Regions from separate parts of the Homo sapiens genome. Here region 2 is linked to region 1. A link is a loop called in an ENCODE intact Hi-C map of the cell type or tissue named here. Cell type or tissue: GM12878. All regions are shown on one strand. Each heading gives the region's core, and the rest is flanking DNA. Links, peaks and the distances in the headings are about the cores only.

Region 1 (8,671 bases), core at 418-8,417:
GTCCCCTCCATGTCTTTATGGATCTCACGCTCCTGAATATACCACAGTCACAACACAAGGTGAACGGAAAGCAAATCAGTTGCAAAAGGAAACTGCAAATCCTGCAAAAGATGCAGGGTTTTATGACATCAGTGAAAGTGATGCTGGAGAACCACAGCTGGCTGCCAGGCAAAGCTATAAACAAATAAAGACCCAGGAGTCGCTGGCTCACAATGAGAGTGAAGAAAGCCCAGGAAGACCACATAAGAAGTTCCAAAGGAACTTTTCTGACCATCAGAGAGTGCACAAGAAGTCCAAAAACGGGCTCCAGGGGTTTTGCAAAATGACTCTTTATCATCATGCTATAAAGTGAAACCTTACATGAATGATGTGGCATCGTGTAATCATTTAATTTTATCAGAAAAATTACACATACCCCCAACAGTAAAAAATAACACTTGGTTCCCTCCTTGTTGATTCTAAGAATTCATGCAATGTTGTTATTACATTCTAAATACAGTTACTGACGGGATAAAATTCCACCTATTTTTAGGATTGTGGTTTTCTTCTTCAAAGTGAAGGACTCATCTAGACTCTACCCCCGCCACCCCACATTCTCAATATTGCTATGTTAGGGCCCATTTTCAATGAGTTCTCAGCAGCAGGCCTCATTTTGGTAACAATTATTCTGTGACAGTGAGGCCGTCCTGATCTGCACACTGCTGGACCGAAAGGCCTCCCCCTCTTCCCTAAAGAAGCCCCTTTTCTGGGGGTCAAGAAGCCGACCTGCCCACAGGAACTGGGAGCCCACCAGAAGAGAAAGGCAAGTGGGCGACTGGGCATGAAACCTTGGGAATTAAATGTCCTGGGTCCTCCTGACCCCACCTGAGCCCACAGCAGCTCCTTCCCACTCCACTGGCTGGACAGAAGCAGCCACAGCTCCCTGTGTGTAGCCAGCAGACCCTCCCTTGTGCAATCTCATTGAAGTATATACTTAAAATGGGTAGGTTCTTCCAGATATCATTTCTATTTCTTTCTCTCTTTTTTTTTTTTGAGACCGAGTTTCGCTCTTGTCACTCAGGCTGGAGTGCAATGGCATGATCTCGGCTCACTGCAGCCTCCATCTCCCAGGTTCAAACGATTCTCCTACCTAAGCCTCCCAAGTAGCTGGGATTACAGGCACCTGCCACCACACCCACCTAATTTCTGTATATTTAGTAGAGATGGGGTTTCACCATGTTGGCCAGGCTGGTCTGGAACTCCTGACTTCAGGTGATTCGCCTGCCTCAGCCTCCCAAAGTGCTGGGATTACAGGCGTGAGCCACTGCACCCAGCCAGATATAATTTCTATTTCGATGAAGCATATTTTTTTAAAGTGCTGATCTGCCTGTCAGCCTACTTCCTGCCTGGGGTCTCCTCTGACAAGCCCACAGGAGGTTTACCAGCAGTGGCTGCCCCGCTCCCACACCTGTGATGGGTGGCAGCCAACACCAGCCCAGAGGACACCTTTAGGGCCCACTCATCGAAGCTGCAAAGATGCTGAGCGCCACTGGTACCTCCACTGCCATCCATTCTGCTCAAGAAACTGGCTTTGGGTGGGACCCCCTGGTGGTGCCAAGGCTTGGCTCCAGCCACTGTGACCACCCAAGGTTCCCCAAACTCATCCACAGAGCCTGGCACCAGATAGCAGAGCGGCCAGCCAGGGCTGAGCTCAGGCCTCATCGCTGATGTTCGGACTCCAGGGACACCCCCTCTCACCCTACAGAAGTACCTGTCCCAGCTGGCCAGTCTCTTTGGGCTTTTACCTCCAACCTTCAAGATGTCACCACCTCCACCGGTGCCAGCAGCCCCTCTGCTTTCCCTCAGTAAGCCTGTGCACTCAGAGGGTTTTGATCCAAGGCATCAGCAGGAAAAAAAAAGTGCACCAATGTCCCCAAATTCATTCCATAAATACTGACGAGCCCCCATCATGTGGCAGGCGGTGGAGACGGAGGGCACAGGAAGACAGAGCTTACCTCTAGCAAAGGGAGACAGACAACACAGCAGCAGGCAAAGCCACAGGGCAGAAAGAGCCGGGATGGATGGGCCGGTGCCTTCCAGCAGGGGGTTCAGAAAAGGCCATGAGGAGGGTCCATGAAGACAGTGGGGCCTGAGCGGGCTCATGGATCACAGCAGGAAGAGAATGGGGCTGGGCTGGACCCGAGCATCTGAGGAGCAGCCAGGGGCCAGGATGGCTCTGGGCAGAGAAAGGGGGTGAGTCGGGGAGGTGAGGTCAAACCTGGAATCTAGGCCTGAACAAAACTCCCTGGGAGGGGTCCTGGTGGCATGCTGGGGGCGGGGGGTGGTAAGCAGCTGGACCCCCTTGGAGGACAAATAAGCAACAAATCTATTTGCCTCCTTTCAGGGCATGTAGGTTTTGGACTTTCTAAAGGGCTAGGCAAACCTACCCTTGGGGACCCATCCTACAGAGACCCTAGAACCTGGGCCCAAGACATGACCAACAAGGAGACTCAGGGAGAGGAGGGAGAGCAGGAGAGAAAGAAAGTGGCGGGGAAACGGGATAGGGTAGAAAAGGGAGGATGGGGGCCGGGCACGGTGGCTCACGCCTATAATCCCAGCACTTTGGGAGGCCGAGGCAGGTGGATCACCTGAGGTCAGGAGTTCGAGACCAGCCTGGCCAACATGGCAAAACCAGATCTCTACTAAAAATACAAAAATTAGCTAGGTGTGGTGGTGCACACCTGTAATCCCAGCTACTCAGGAGGCTGAGGTGGGAAAAATCGCTTGAACCCGGGAGGCAGAGGTTGCAGTGAGCCAAGATCATGCCACTGCACTCCAGCCTGGGTCACAAAGCAAGACTCTGTCAAAAAAAAAAGAGAAAGAAAGAAAAGAAAAAAAAGAGAAGAGTAGAAAAGAAAAGAAAGAGAAGGAAGGAAAGAAAAAGAGAGAGAGAGAAAGAAAGAAAAAGAGAGAGAGAAAGAGAAAGAGAGAGGAGGGTAGGGAGGAGAGGAAAGGGAGAGGTGGAGGGGAGGGAAAGAGGAGGAGGCGTGGGAAGGACAAGAGGTCACAAGGATGCGACTCCTGACCCTCCCAGCCCCCCCTCCCCACAACACACTCCAAGAACCTCTCAGAAGCCCCCTTGAGCATAAGATGCTGATGACCCTCTGGGGACCCATTCTCTGGGCCTCACTGGTGGCTAGAAACGTCCAGCAAAGGCTGCGAGAAGCGGGCTGGAAGGCCATTCCTGACACCCTCCTTCCTCACCATGGTGACGGGCGACAGTGCCCACCGCCCCTCAACCCTGGCCCTCCCTGAGGAGGCCTGGGGAGGATTCTTCCTTTTAGCCCTGGAAACAGACCCTGACACTCGTGTCTGCTTCCCCCGATCCCAGGACGACACGGCACTTATGAATACATAAATCTCATAATCATGTAAAAGCTGGCTCTGTCTAGTGATTTCTTTTCAAAGACATCATAAAGGTCCTTTATAAACAAACAAAAAAAAAAAAGAAAGAAAGAAAAAAGGCTGATTCCAAAACATCACACATTACAAGTGTTTGAAGGAACAGCGAATGCCCGCTGGCAGCAAACAGCCCCCGGCCAGCCGGGGTCCACAAGAGAATGTTTCAGAGGCCTGAGCACTCTCGAGCTCATTTACTCTCTCTGCTGCTCCCCACATTATGGATTTATGTAAGCAGGACGACGAAAACCCTCGTCTTCCCCCTTACATTAAAAAAAAAAAAAGCAACCATAAAACAAAAAACAAAACAAAACAAAAAAACATTTTTGCAAGGAATTTTATAAGCTGATCTGGAGAACAGAAGAAGGACTAAGGAAACCCCTAAAGAAGTCTGGTTGCAAAATGTTCTGAAAAGAAAAAACAAACTTTTAACACAGGAACACCCAATGATACATTTTTTAAGTCTAATTTTGAAAAATGATCAAAACACTTTTTTTCCCCAACATTACAAATTACAAGTGGCCACCAGATGCTGGAGGAGGGAAATATGGCTGTGGTTTGTTTTATCTTCTCTGTTTTTAAGAAACCTCAAAATTAGGGAAGTCACATATACACAAGCAAAGGCAAGGCAGGAAAACTGCCGATGTGGGAGCTAAACTTCACTTGCAGATGGCGGAGGCTTCGAGATTAACGCACCCAGGAATCAGCCACATCCAGCCCTAGAGCGGGGGACCATGAGAGAATGTGTGCAAACCCAAATTGAACTTGTAATTCACTTGATGGATTTAAAAGGCCCGTGGGAAGTTTTCTGTAAGCCGGGAACATTTTGCTGCTAAGAAAGCCCCACCACCCAGGGAACAGGCGGGCAGTGTCCTCGAGCCTTTTGCAGGATAGAGGCAGATGTTTGGAGATATGATGTAACCTGGGTGAGTGAATTCATTCAAAGATGAGTCATGAAAGCAGCCCTCAAATGTCCTTCAGAAATCTCAGTAGCAGAACACAGAGCTTGGACCCAAATGCCCACCTACCACCCTCAAACAGGAAGCTCCCCTCTTTCAAAGAAGCTCTGGCCCTGAGGATGATGGCAGGCTTCAGCTCTTTGGCCACCAGCTTCTATTCCCTCATTTTACCGTAAAGTACCCTGATGCTGCTTGAAAGGTGTTGCTCATCCCCCACCTGAGGCACACAGAGCACAGGATGAAGCCAATTCTTTGTACGTTGAGCCCCTAGATCAAACTCTACCTGAAGCTGTAGGTCTAGCTTCATGGGCTATTATACTTCTTCTCTTATATGAGTCTGACTGGTTTGGGTTTTCAGTCACTGCTATGGTTTGAAGGCATCCCCCACATTTCATGTGTTGGAAACAAATACCCGCTGTGGCAAGATTCAGAGGTGGGGCCTGTAAGAGGTGACTGGCTCATAAGAGGCTCTGCCCTCATGAATGAATTAATGCATTCACGGATTAACGGGCTAATGGATGAATGGGGTATCATGGGAGTGGAACCGGTGGCTTTGTAAGAAGAGGAAGAGAAACCTGAGCTGGCGTGTTAGTGTGCTCAGCCCCCCTGCCACGTGATTCCCTAAACTGCCTCGAGTCTCTTTAGAACCCCCAAGAACGTTCTCACCAGATGTGGCCCCTCCACCTGGGACTTCTCAGCTTCCATAACTGTAAGAAGAAAGTTTCTTTTCTTTATAAATTACCCAGTTTCAGGTATTCTGTTATGAGCAACAGAAGATAGACTAAGACACTCACTCACACATTGAGCCCCACCATGCAAGGATTAAATAAAACCCTGACTTTAGCTAGAACCTTCAAAGTTCGGCCATGTCTACCCCTTCCAAATAACCACCAATTCAGAATGGAACAAGTTCCTCCAATGTCATGGAAGGTTCCCAGCTTCACCCAACTTCACAGTGCGATCTACCATCTGCTTCCTCAACATCTCCATCCACCTTCATCACGGGACAACCTGCAGAGCCTCAGGCCCTGACTCTGCTCCTCACCACAGAGGTTTTCTGAGTAATAATGATGGTAATAACAACATCATCAACAGTCAGGGCTTGCTGAGAGCTCAGGATGGGCCAGTGGGCTTGCTCTAAGCACGTTCATATGGTTATCTCATTTAATACAACACCCTTAGCAGTGGGTATCATTAGTCTCCCCGTGCTATAGATAAGGGAGCGGAGTCACCTGCCCAGAGTCACACAGCTTGTCTGTGGCAGGGCCAGGCTATCAGCCAGCCCCCACGCAGCCACTTGAAATGAGTATTTTTATGTTGATATGAGTAACTATGGCTATCATATCAAAACCATTATTTCATGAACATTATTAAGCTGAGACTATAAAGTTTTTAAAAAGGGAGGAGGTTCAGATTGAGTAAAAATATTATATAGACAATGTTGTGACTGGTATTTGAATATTATACAAATCATAAGACTGATACTGAAATGAGTATATTGCAGGAAATACTGGACGGACAGATGAACAGACGGACGGATGACAAATGGATGGACAGATGGATGGACAGGTGGGTGGGTGGGGAGATGGATGGGTGATGGATAAGGAGGAAAGAAGAAGGGAGAAAAAGAATGAAGTGAAGAAGGGGAGGAAAGAAGGAGAAAAATGGGCCTGGCACGTAGTAGGTGCTCAACCAATATGCTGAATGAACCCATTAGCAAAGAAGTAGTAGAGTGCTGTAGTTAAGAGTGTGGGCTTTGAAGTCAGACTGCTGGTTCATGACTTGGCTCAGCCTTTCCTCGCTGAGGAACCCTGGGCATGTGACAAAACCTCTCTGTGCCCCAGTCTCCTGGACTGTGAAATGGGACAATAGGAACACTTCCATCAAGGCAGCCAGAAGAAATAAGTCAGTTAATGAATGCAGAATGCTCAGGACACAGCCGGATGCATCCTAAGTGCTTGGTAAGTGTCAGCTAACAATATGATGAGTAAGTTGTCAAATCCATTCTAGGGCTGACCCAGTCTAACCACCTCTCTATTTCAGAAGCAACCTCAAGTTCCACGAGCCTCCCCCGAAAGTAGGAACGGAAGAGAGGAAACAGAGGAACAAAAGGCTCCACTCTCCCCAGGCTCCAAGGAAAAAGGAGGGTGGAGGGCTGCAAGGTAATTTAAGAAGTTTAACAGGGAAAAAAAGTCTTCAACATGAGTGCGGAAAAAAAAAAGATAAATTCAATGGTCCAGGCTGCCTCTCGAGACAGCTAAATTCTGTTGTGCTCATTCTGCATGCTTCAGCTTTTCTTAGACTCTGAGGAGTTTTTGCCTAAATTAGAGCCTGCAATATGCTGAAGAGAAGAAAGGGAAGGTGAAGGGAGGCAGAGAAAGGATCAGGGGCCTGTTAGGCACGCCCTAGAGGAAGCCTGGCTGTTCCATCCACTCCAACACTGAATGCCGAGACAGTGAAAGTCAAATCCCAGCACCTTTCCCCACAGCCACAGCCACAAGCTGTGGGTTGCACCCAAGTCCCACAGCCCAGCCCTCAGTGCACTCAACACTTTCCCTGCCATATCCCAACATCCCCAGCAGCAGCCACCCAGATTCTCCAGAACATCTGCTTACCTCTACCCACCCTGTCCCCATCAGCTCCCACCCTCCCCAGTCAACTGAAACATTACTGGCTGCTCAGGTGACTGCTATCACCACCCGGGAACCCCAACACATATTTATTCCCAGGAATATGTGAGAGGGTGAGAGTGTGCGCATGTGCATGAATAATGCATACACTGTACTTATGCAAGGAGATATGCATGCAGAAAACGGCACCCCAGCTAGCTGACTTGGAACTGTGCAGATTCATGCACACACACACACACACACACTAATATCACTCCCTTCGGTAAACACAGACAGACAAAGCACACAGAAATAAATCGTTACCTTCGCGCTGCTGCTGCCAGATGGCAGAGCCTGGCATTGCTGTGTCTGCACGTCTGTGCATTTGTGTGTAATAATAACGGTGGCTGACATGACTGAGCTCCTACCACGTGCTGGACGCTGTCCTAAGTGCTGCATCAAACCCAGAGGAGGTGTTATTATTACCCGTTTCATAGCTGGGGAAACCAAGGCACAGAGGTCAAGTCATTTGCCCCAAGGTCACCCTGCTGGTGAGGGGTAAAGTCAAGGACTACAGAATAAGCACCCAATATGAGCAAGTCTCGTTTTATGACCCTGGGGGGTGACAGGGAGGAATCCCAAGATGACCAGCTGCCATGGGGGTCCTCAACAAGCCCACCGTCCCAGTGATGGGTCAGGTTTCAACACAATTGAAACGGACAAGAGCCAGAACTCCCCAGGAAAGAGGGGTGCCCAAGGTTCAGAAATGTTTGAAATCAAGTTCAGTGTCCAGCAAAGTCCTCACCACCAGCAACAAGTCAACCCGGGGGCAGAGTATGCAAACTGGCAACCCACAGGTTTGGCCCACAGTCATGTTTGGTTTGGCCCATGAAGTGTTTGTTAAAAATGTGATTGAGTTGCCAACTTTTAAAAATCGAGTGATTTCATACCAAAAACTCCACATTTCCTGCCATTGGAAAATGTCTTTAAGAAGTCAAGAGATCTGGCAATACCGGGCTCGAGTTCCCGCACGGGGACTGCTGCCTGGGGCTGAGAGGTGGCTGCTTGCTTGACATGGGACATGTGCTCCAGAAGGCACAGATTGGGGTTGGGGGCCTGCCTGTGGGGGCTCACTTCTGTGCCTCAGTTTCTTCATCTGTAAAACAGCTTCCCCATAGGACTGGTGTCTGGCACCCAGCAAGCACTCAATAAATGTTAAATAGCACTGCTGTCTCCCCAACATCCAAGGCCCAGGGCTTGAGGCATTGTTTTATAAAAATAAGAGCTAAGGCCAGGCGTGGTGGCTCATGCCTGTAATCCCAGCACTTTGGGAGGCCAGGTGGATCACCTGAGGTCAGGAGTTCGAGACCAGCCTGACCAACATGGAGAAACCCGGTCTCTACTAAAAACACAAAATTAGCTGGGCATGGTGGCTCATGCCTGTAATCCTAGCTACTCAGGAGGCTGAGGCAGGAGAATCACTTGAACCCAGAAGGCAGAGGTTGCTGTGAGCCAAGATCGCGCCACTGCACTCCAGCCTGGGCAACAAGAGCAAAACTCCATCTCAAAAAAAAAGGAGCTAACACACATCTAGCACCCGCGCTGTCCCAGGCTCTGTTCTGAGAGCTGTACTTTATGAACTCACTCAATCGTCCCAAGAAACCT
Region 2 (8,671 bases), core at 195-8,194, 72 kb before region 1:
AGCTCACATTTCTGAATCACTATTCTGTGATTCTCCAGCCTGAGGCCCTGGGCCTCTTCCCACCTCCCCCAACAAATAGGAAGCTCTCACCACTTTTATTCTTGAAGCTAAAACCTGATGGGTCCATGGCACCCCTCTGATGGGCACTGCCACCATATCTGCTCCTCCCAAACCCTGGAAGTTGGAATCTCAGTGACCCTCCTCCAGTGGTTCCCTGTGGGGCTGCCAACACCCAGTAGTTAGTAAAAGTGAAAAAAAGGCTGCTTCCCTTTTCTATCTGTCCGCCTCTATCTCTATTCTTGCTCTAGGTCAGTGGTAGGGGTAGGGAATTGAAACCAAGCAAGACCTGGCCAGGCCCATAGCTGGACCAAAACCGCAGGGGAAGTGTTAGCTTTGGTGTCTTGGTTCACGGGGCATGTTGGCTCCACTCTGTGGAGCTCCAAAAAATGAGGGCCCATTCCTGCCTCCAGGCCTTTGGACTTGCTGTTTCCTCTCCCGGCACACTCCTCAAGATCTCAAGAAGTAACGGCCACAGTGGCTCACGCCTGTAATCTCAACACTTTGGGAGGCCCAGGCAGGCAGATCACGAGGTCAGGAGTTCGAGACCAGCCTGGCCAGCATGGTGAAACCCCGTCTCTATTAAAAATACAAAAATTAGCCGGGCGTGGCGGCACGTGCCTGTAGTCCCAGCTACTTGGGAGGCTGAGGGAGGAGAATCAGTTGAACCTGGGAGGCGGAGGTTGCAGTGAGCCAAAGGTTGCGGTGAGCCAAGATTGCGCCACTGCACTCCAGCCTGGGTGACAGAGCAAGACTCCATCTTAAAAAAAAGAAAAAAGAAGAAATAACACAAGCCAGGCATGGTGGCTCACGCCTGTGATCCCAGCACTTTGGGAAGCCAAGGCGGGCGGATCACCTGAGGTAAGGACTTCAAGACCAGCCTAGCCAACATGGCAAAACCCCATCTCTACTAAAAATATAAAAATTAGCCAGGCATGGTGGTGCACACCTGTAATCTCAGCTACTTGGGAGGCTGAGGCAGGAGAATCGCTTGAACCCGGGAGGCAGAGGTTGCAGTGAGCCAAGATTAAGCCCCTGCACTCCAGCCTGGGCAACAGAGTGAGACTCCATCATAAAAAAAGAGGCAACATAGTACTGTATAAAGATAGGCCTAGAGATCAATGGAAAAGAATTGTAGGCGGTGGCCAGCAGTTCAAGACCAGCCTGGGCAACACAGAAGGACACCATCTTTACCAAAAAATTTTAAAAACTTAGCCAGACACAGTGATGTGCACCTGTAGTTCCAGCTTTTGGAAGGCTGAGGTGGGAGGATCACTTGGGCCCAGGAGCTCCAGGTTACAGTGAGTTATAATCGGGCCACTGCACTCCAGCCTGAGTGACAGAACGAACCTGTCTCTATTATCTCTTTTAAAAAAAAAAAAGAGAGAGAGAGATAGGTTGATAGGTGCAGCAAACCACCATGGCACATGTAGACATATGTAACAAAGCTGCACATTCTGCACATGTATCCCAGAACTATAAAAAAAAAAAAAAAAAAAGAAAATCAAAAGTAAAAATCAATGCATATCAAAAAAAATTGAGAGTCCAGAAATAAATCCTTACATTTATGGTCAGTTAATTTTCCACAAGGATGCCAAGGCAATTAAATGGACAAAAGAACTGTCTTTTCAACAAATGATGCAACTGAATATCCATGTGCAACAAAATGAGGCTGGCCCCTTCCTCATGCCACACACAAAAATGGACTCAAAATGGATCACAGACCTAAATGTAAGAACTAAAACTATAAAACTGTCAGAGAAAACACAGGAGTAAACCCCTTGTGACCTTAAGTTAGGCGAAGTGCTCTTAGATATGACCAAATGCACAAGCAACTTAAAAAAAATAGATAACGTGAATTTCACCACAATTTAAAACTTCTGTGCTTCAAATGACACTACCCCAACGTGAAAGCCAAAAAATAAATAAAATTTAAAAGGAAGGGAAAAGACAATCTGCCTAATGAGGAAAATAGTATCAATTACACATCTGATGAGGAACTTGTACCCAGAATATGTAAAGAACCCTTACAACTTAACAACAAAAAGATAAATAATACAAGTAAAAAACAGGCATAGGACTTGAACAGACATTTCTCCAAAGAAGATACACAAATGTCCAATAAGCAGATGAAAAGATGTTCAACATCATGTGGGAAAATGCAAAACAAAACCAAAATGAGATACCACTTCACATCTACTGGAATAGCTATAATCCAAAACATGAATAACAACTGTTGGTGGAGATATGAAAAAAATAGAGCCCTCCTACATTGCTGGTAAAAATATAAAATGCTGCAGCAGCTTAGGAAAGCAGTTGGGCAATTCCCTTGAGACACCATGATCCAGCCATACCTGAAGCCATCTATCCATGGCTTGTCAGTTATGTGAGCCTATTTATTTTTTACATATATATGTTGTGTAAGTCAGCTTGGGCTAGTTTTTCCATCTCTTATTTGAAAAAGTTCCTACTGCTTCACAGTCTCAGAGGGAGTGCACAGATATGGAAACTCGAAGGTGTCCCAGCTGGTCTCAGACAGGCATAAAATGTGGGTATCTTCAAAGCCAACGAGAGCTTGAGCGATACTAACAAAGGTCTAACATGCGAAAGGAGGGAGGTGAGAAGGCTCCTGCCCAATTCAGAACTGAACAGACTGTACTAATAAATCAGAATAGAGTCACATTCAAAGGAGACATACTATGGTACTGAAAACCCTGGAATCCATATCCAAAGTGGAACAGATACATGAACTTCCAGGGTTTGGCCCAGAGAAGAGTATTTCTGGAAGGAACCCAAGAGGTGCTTGCTTGCTTGCTTGCTAAGCGTCTTGGGAGAACTACATGACTAAGAGGCCCGGTGAATCTGTAAGACCTCAAGGAGTCCAATGGGACCAGTGCAAGAGACCACTGTTTGAATGAATTAATCCATTCTTACACCACTTGGAGCTTTCTCGCAAGAGAGAGGGCTACCTTGTAAGGTAGTAAGTTCCCCATCAATAGAAGTATCAATGATAGATTCAGGCCCACTAATGCCTTATTCTAGCTCAAACCCATTATCAGATGATGAAACTGGAGAGCTCTGTGGTCAAGAGAATGGGTGCTGGGAAAAGGGAGGCATGGTCTCTACTTCGCCTCCACCACATCTCAGCTGTGGGGCCTTGCACAAGTGGCCTCACCTCTCTAAAGCCAAGTGTGTGCATCTGTGAAGGAGGCTAAGACTCACCCCCTAAGGCTAATGTAAGGATCCAATGGGGTGATGAATGTAAAAGTCTTGGTACCCAATAAGGACACAATATTTATCATCATCGTCATTATGTCTGTGGTAATAGTGGCTATTTCTTATGATTTCTGCATAGTAGGAATAATAGTGAAAATAGAAGTCGTGGTAATAGTCCTAATAGCTAGCATCTACTAAGTACTTACTGTGCACCAAGCACTGCTCGAAATTTAAGTGTATTAAGTCATTTCATCCTCGAATCATCCCAGTGAGGTGGGTACTATTATCATCCCACTCTATATATAAGGAAACTGAGGCACAGAGAGGTTAAAACCCTCTTGCCCAAGGCCACAGAGACAGAAAGTGGGACTTGGCAGATGCCAACCACATCTACAGGCCCCTCTAGAAATAGTAATAGCTGGAAATGAACACCTCCAAATCAGACTCTTAGAACACAAAGTGTCTAAGTAGGGCAGGTCCTGGGGATCCTTTAGAAAAACTGAGTGCAGGGAAGAGAGGGGTGTGCCAGGGCTACCCTGTGAACCAGCAGCATTAGCCCCTCCAGGAGCCAGGCTGATGGCCTTCCCCAGCATCCGCCCCTCGAGTCCTGTGTGGTTTCGCGAGTGGGGCCCCAAGCGAAGGCTTCCTAGAAGAGAGGATGTTGGCGCAGAGAAGCCTGGGCTTCCGCGAGATGCCTCACCTCCCTCTCGCCCCTGCAATCACATTTACTCAAAGGATGTCCAAAGGTGCCCGCTCTGAGCAGCCCCTTCATGTCCCCAAAACTGTGTCATCAGCTCCCAGCATGGCCGTAAGAGGCAGCCTGAGGCGCAGGGCCTCAAACCCAAGGGCAACAAACAAACGTGGCTAGAGCCAGCTCCTACTGGCTCACTCAGCTTCACCGAAGGCCCAGCTCACTCAGCCTTATCCCAAGGCCCAGGAGAGGACTGGGGGAAGAACAAAGGGCTCAGAGGAAGAGGAGGTGGTAAGGAGAGAGGAGGATGAGCTGCAGAGGTCTACTGCTTCCACCTGCTCCTCTCTCGGGCCATGGAGTCCAGGAGAGGTCACCCCAGCCAGCTCCCAGTGTGGATCTGTGACTAAAGCCTGACCTTCCATCCTCCCAGCCACACAGGGAGAGTGTGGGACCCATGCTGAGCCGGTGGGCCTCAGGCTGGGACTTCCTACGCAAACGCTGGGAAAGGCATGCTCTCCTCTCCCTGGGTGGGTACACTGGTCACACACAGGCCTGAGGCTGCTGGTGACCAACGACGCCACTGTAAGAAAGCAGCCTCCTGAGCACAAGGCTGGCACTGAGGGAAACACAGCAGGACATGGACAGACGGAGTCAGGATAGTATCGCCTGAGCCCTGGATGCAGCTATGCCTGAAGTCAGACCTACCCTTGGTCTTTTCTGTTTTCTATTCTTTTTTTAAAAGTAAGTTTAATTAACAATGTCATAAAAACAATAAAGTAGATTTTCAGTCACTGGCAAGCGAAATCATAAGAAAATGAACCCATAAACCCACAGTGTGAAAACAAAGCTGCAATTGTCACTGGAAGATGTGATAATACCCACCATTCTCTGTGACTTGGGGTTGGTGGGGGTTGGAAAGCCATATTGTCCTCTCCACAAAGAGAAAAAGGCAGGAGGGTGGTGTCACCAACAGGGTCTGGGTCAAGCAGAACAACACCAACTTTCTGGGGACACCTCAGCCAACTCCAGGAAGGGGCTGATCCTGCACTCAGTGACTTGCCTCCAGTCACACAGGCCTGCCCAAGGCTCTGCCATCTAAGCTCAGGAAGCCTGGCTTGCTCCTGTACCCACAGTGCTGAAGTCCCCTGCGGCCATACCTAGGGTGACAGCAGAATGCAAATGAAGAGGTGCTAAGGATACCCACCACCACTTTAAAAAAAAAAAAAAAGGAAAAGAAAACAAGAAGCGAAAAACATCTGGAAGTCCAAGAGAACCCAGAAGTGAAGAGCTCCCCAGCATTGCAAAAAAAAACCCACAAACACCCTGCATGCATGCAAATCATATGCAGACTTCATGCAAATGTATTTCCAATTTTAACAATTTCAGCCTCTGCTGCATGTCTAGGAAAACTGTAGTCCCACCAATTAGGAATTAGCAGGAGAAAGGAAATAATGCTCGTGGGTTTTAAAAACTCCTTTCTTCTACTCAGAGAGGAAAGGGGGGTAAAGTGGGAAGAGGGTTCCTATCAGGAAGTTCCTGTTCTGGCTTTGATGAGGATGTGCTGTGTGACCTTGGACAAGTTGCCTCCCCTTTCTGTGCCTATGCCTCTTGGGTATGCAAGGTAGTGATGAGACCAAGCTAAATGTTATCGCCAGCCTCTGTCAGCAAAGCAGAAGCTCTGGCCACCCTGGACTTGCGTTTCCACCTTACAGTAACAGTTGGCTGGGCTGAGCAGTGGCTGTTCCTTAGAAGGGATGTGTGTCCTCTAGTCTGCCACAGTTCCCACCCAACTCGCTAAGTTACAACCACCCTACTCACTCGTTTCCTGCACGTGCCCTGCAGGTATCTGTGTTTGTGACCCTAGGGTGGTAGGTCTCTACTGACCCTCCAGGCTCTGACATTCAGGAGCTCTATATCCAGCCTTTCAAAGAGGCCCTAGCACGGCTCACCGTGAAGTTCTACACCTCTTGCTCCCACTTCCAGGCTCTGCACAGGCATTTCTCTAGAGAAAAGGGTAAAATGGTGAGAGATGGTGGTGATTGATGGTGATGGTAATGGTGGTGGTAGTGGTGATGATAGCTATAAATTTCAACTTAGTGGAAGCAAAAATAAATAAAAATAAAATAAATAAAGGAAAAAGAGCAACTAAGCCAAAGAAACTAAAACAATCCAAAATAAAACACGGAAAGACGCAAAAGCATCAAAAAAAGAGGATAAACAGAAATCAAAAAGAAGGACGGCAGAACCAAGTTCAAATATATTAATAAACACAATAAATATAAGTGGACGAAACGCTCCTGTTAGAAGATATTATCAGATCAGATTTTAAATTGAACTCTATGGAGTTAACAAAAAAAGCACCTAAAGTCTAAGGATTCAGATAGGTCAACCACAAAAGGAGAAATAAGATATTTCAGGAAAACACTAGTCAAAAGAAACTTAATGTAGTTATATTAATATTGGAAAAAACAGACGTTGAAACAATAAAAATAACTAATATTAAGCACATCTCAGCATTTTACAGATATTTTTCATTTCATCTTTATAATAACCAATAACTAGGGCACTATTTCACAGGAGAAAACTGAGGCACACAGAGTTTAAGTCAGATTTCAAAGAGGCAATGCTAATAAGGTCAGGAGCTAGGATTAATAAGCATAAAAACCATTACAATATTTGAGTCACCAACATTTAACAAGCATGACCATTTACTCAGTAGTATGCAAAATGCTTTCATGAGTTTTTTCATGCATTGTCTCATCTGATCTTCACAGCAAGCCTGGGAGGTAACTACCATGCCCATTTTACAGATGGGAAAATGGAGACAAAGAGAGGTTCAGCAACTTGCCCTTGGTCACACAGCTAAGAAGTGGAGTTGGACTTCCGAATTCACTCTTAACCACACACAGTACAAGAGAAAGTAGAATCCAGGTTGGACCCCACAAAAGGTGATCTAGGAAGGCTCCTTCGAAGATGGGGCAGCTGAGCATGGCTTTGAAAGGAAGAGGTGATGGCAGGACCCCCCCCCCAACTCCCCAACAAGGGGTGTCCCGAGGTTAGTGCTCACCACACAGGAAAGAGCCTAAGCACAGGCTGACACAGGTTGAGTCTCTGGGGCAGCTGTGGGCGAGGTGTTGGTGCTCGGCCCGAGAGACAGGATGAAGGGGTGGGCACTGTGGTTGGGGGAGGATGGGGTCAGGGTAGAGGGGGCTGCAGTGAAGAGATCTCTGACTTCCTGTGCTTTCTCAGCAAGACGGTGACAATGCCCGATCCCCAGCAGATGAGGAGCTCACTGCATAACATCAGTCAGACAAAAACTCCAAAGAGATAACCCAAAGTATCCAGAATAATAGAAGGACTCTGGGAAATCAAAAGGACAATTGTCCAATAGAAAATGGGCAAAGGATGTGAAAAGGCAACTCTCATGAAATGCACCCACCTCCACTGCCACCACCAGGTCAAGACATCTCCTACCCGAACCACTGAAGCCAAGCACTTTCTGGTCTCCCTGACTCCATCCTGACCACCCCACGGTCCATCCTCCACACACAGCCAGAGGGACCCCATTAGAACTAAGGCAGATCCCATTCCTCCCTGCTCAGAACCTTCCCATGGCTCCCACCTCACCAAGATGGAAAATAAAGACCCCACGATGGCCCACAAGGCCATACCTGACCTGGCTCCATTACCTCTCTAACCTTACTCCCTCGCTCTCTCCCTATCCTCTTCCTTTCCAGTCACCCTGGCCTCCTCACTGTTCCCCAGACACACCAGCAACAGTCCTGCCCCAGGGCCTTTGCACTGGCTGTTCCCTCTGGAACAATTTTCCCCAAGGTACCTGCTTGACTTCCTCCTTCACCTCTTTCAGGTCTTTGCTCAAATGTTTCCTTCTCAGTCCAGCCTTCCCTGACCACATTATCTAAACCTGCAACCCCCTGAGTGACTCCTGGTCCTTACTGATCTTCTGAACCTGATATTTATTTTTTCCACAGCATCCAAATATTCCATCTAAACAAGCATACACATTTCTTACTCATTTGTCACCATCTCCCCCAAGAAGAATGTCCGTTCCAAGGGGACAGGGGTTCAAGCTGGTTTTGTTCACTTTGTACCTCTAGCACCTCAAGCAGTGCCTGACACATAACAGTTGCTCAATAAATAGGTGGTGAATGAATGAATGGCTTCAAAAACCCTAAACACTGCAGCACCAACCGTGGCTGTCTCTCAGAGGACACTAGGAAGACGGAAAGGGATTTGCTAAGAGAGTAGTATTCTACTGTGTGAGTCACTGTTTTTTAATGTTGGCTTCTCCCCTTCCCCCTCCACCCATCCTACATAAAGTCTGCTCTGGTGCCACCTAAAATCTTCTGGAAAGCTATGAGTAGTATACGTCCATGCTCCGGGAAACACGTCACTCCCAGTTGTCCCCCTTCACCGAGAATTGAGGTCAACACCTCCCTGGCAATGGACCTCACTCAGTCCATCCCAGGAGCGCGGACCTCAGTATCAGCCACTTTCCTCCCAGCCAAGTAGACAGAGGTAACAGCCGAATGACAAGGTCCTTGCGCTGCACTTGGGTGACAGCTGCATCACCCACAGACAGACATGGGAGGTGCAGGAGACACCAGCGGCCGTGCACAGACCCAAGGCTGTACCCCAAGCAGCCACTCTGCAAAAAACCTCCCTGGATGCAACCCCACTAGAGCA

What was found. Peaks named below come from ENCODE experiments on the same cell type or tissue, not always from the same donor. Only the 100,000 strongest peaks of a DNase experiment are listed, where the experiment ranks them.
Region 2: it touches region 1 in a loop (3-fold over the local background); 7 of 110 quality-filtered maps call a loop at or near these places.

The regions. Positions count from the first base shown.
Region 1 is chr20:48,783,899-48,792,569 of GRCh38, forward strand. The region is part of intron 1 of PREX1 (phosphatidylinositol-3,4,5-trisphosphate dependent Rac exchange factor 1); the gene reads right to left. Among named protein-coding and RNA genes, the nearest start is that of PREX1, 40 kb to the right of the region's middle. RefSeq lists enhancers at 147-196, 4,521-4,580, 5,161-5,220, 5,321-5,420 and a silencer at 6,300-6,399. In GM12878, for the core only: no CTCF peak of the experiment used is centred there; DNase peaks (open chromatin) are centred at 4,400 and 4,913; H3K4me3 peaks cover 2,777 bases; H3K27ac peaks cover 6,941 bases.
Region 2 is chr20:48,712,321-48,720,991 of GRCh38, forward strand. The region is part of intron 5 of PREX1 (phosphatidylinositol-3,4,5-trisphosphate dependent Rac exchange factor 1); the gene reads right to left. Among named protein-coding and RNA genes, the nearest start is that of PREX1, 110 kb to the right of the region's middle. RefSeq lists enhancers at 473-582, 623-672, 3,759-3,968, 4,804-4,863, 6,830-7,009 and 2 more and a silencer at 5,764-5,823. In GM12878, for the core only: no CTCF peak of the experiment used is centred there; DNase peaks (open chromatin) are centred at 351, 5,181, 6,805 and 7,106; H3K4me3 peaks cover 958 bases; H3K27ac peaks cover 5,431 bases.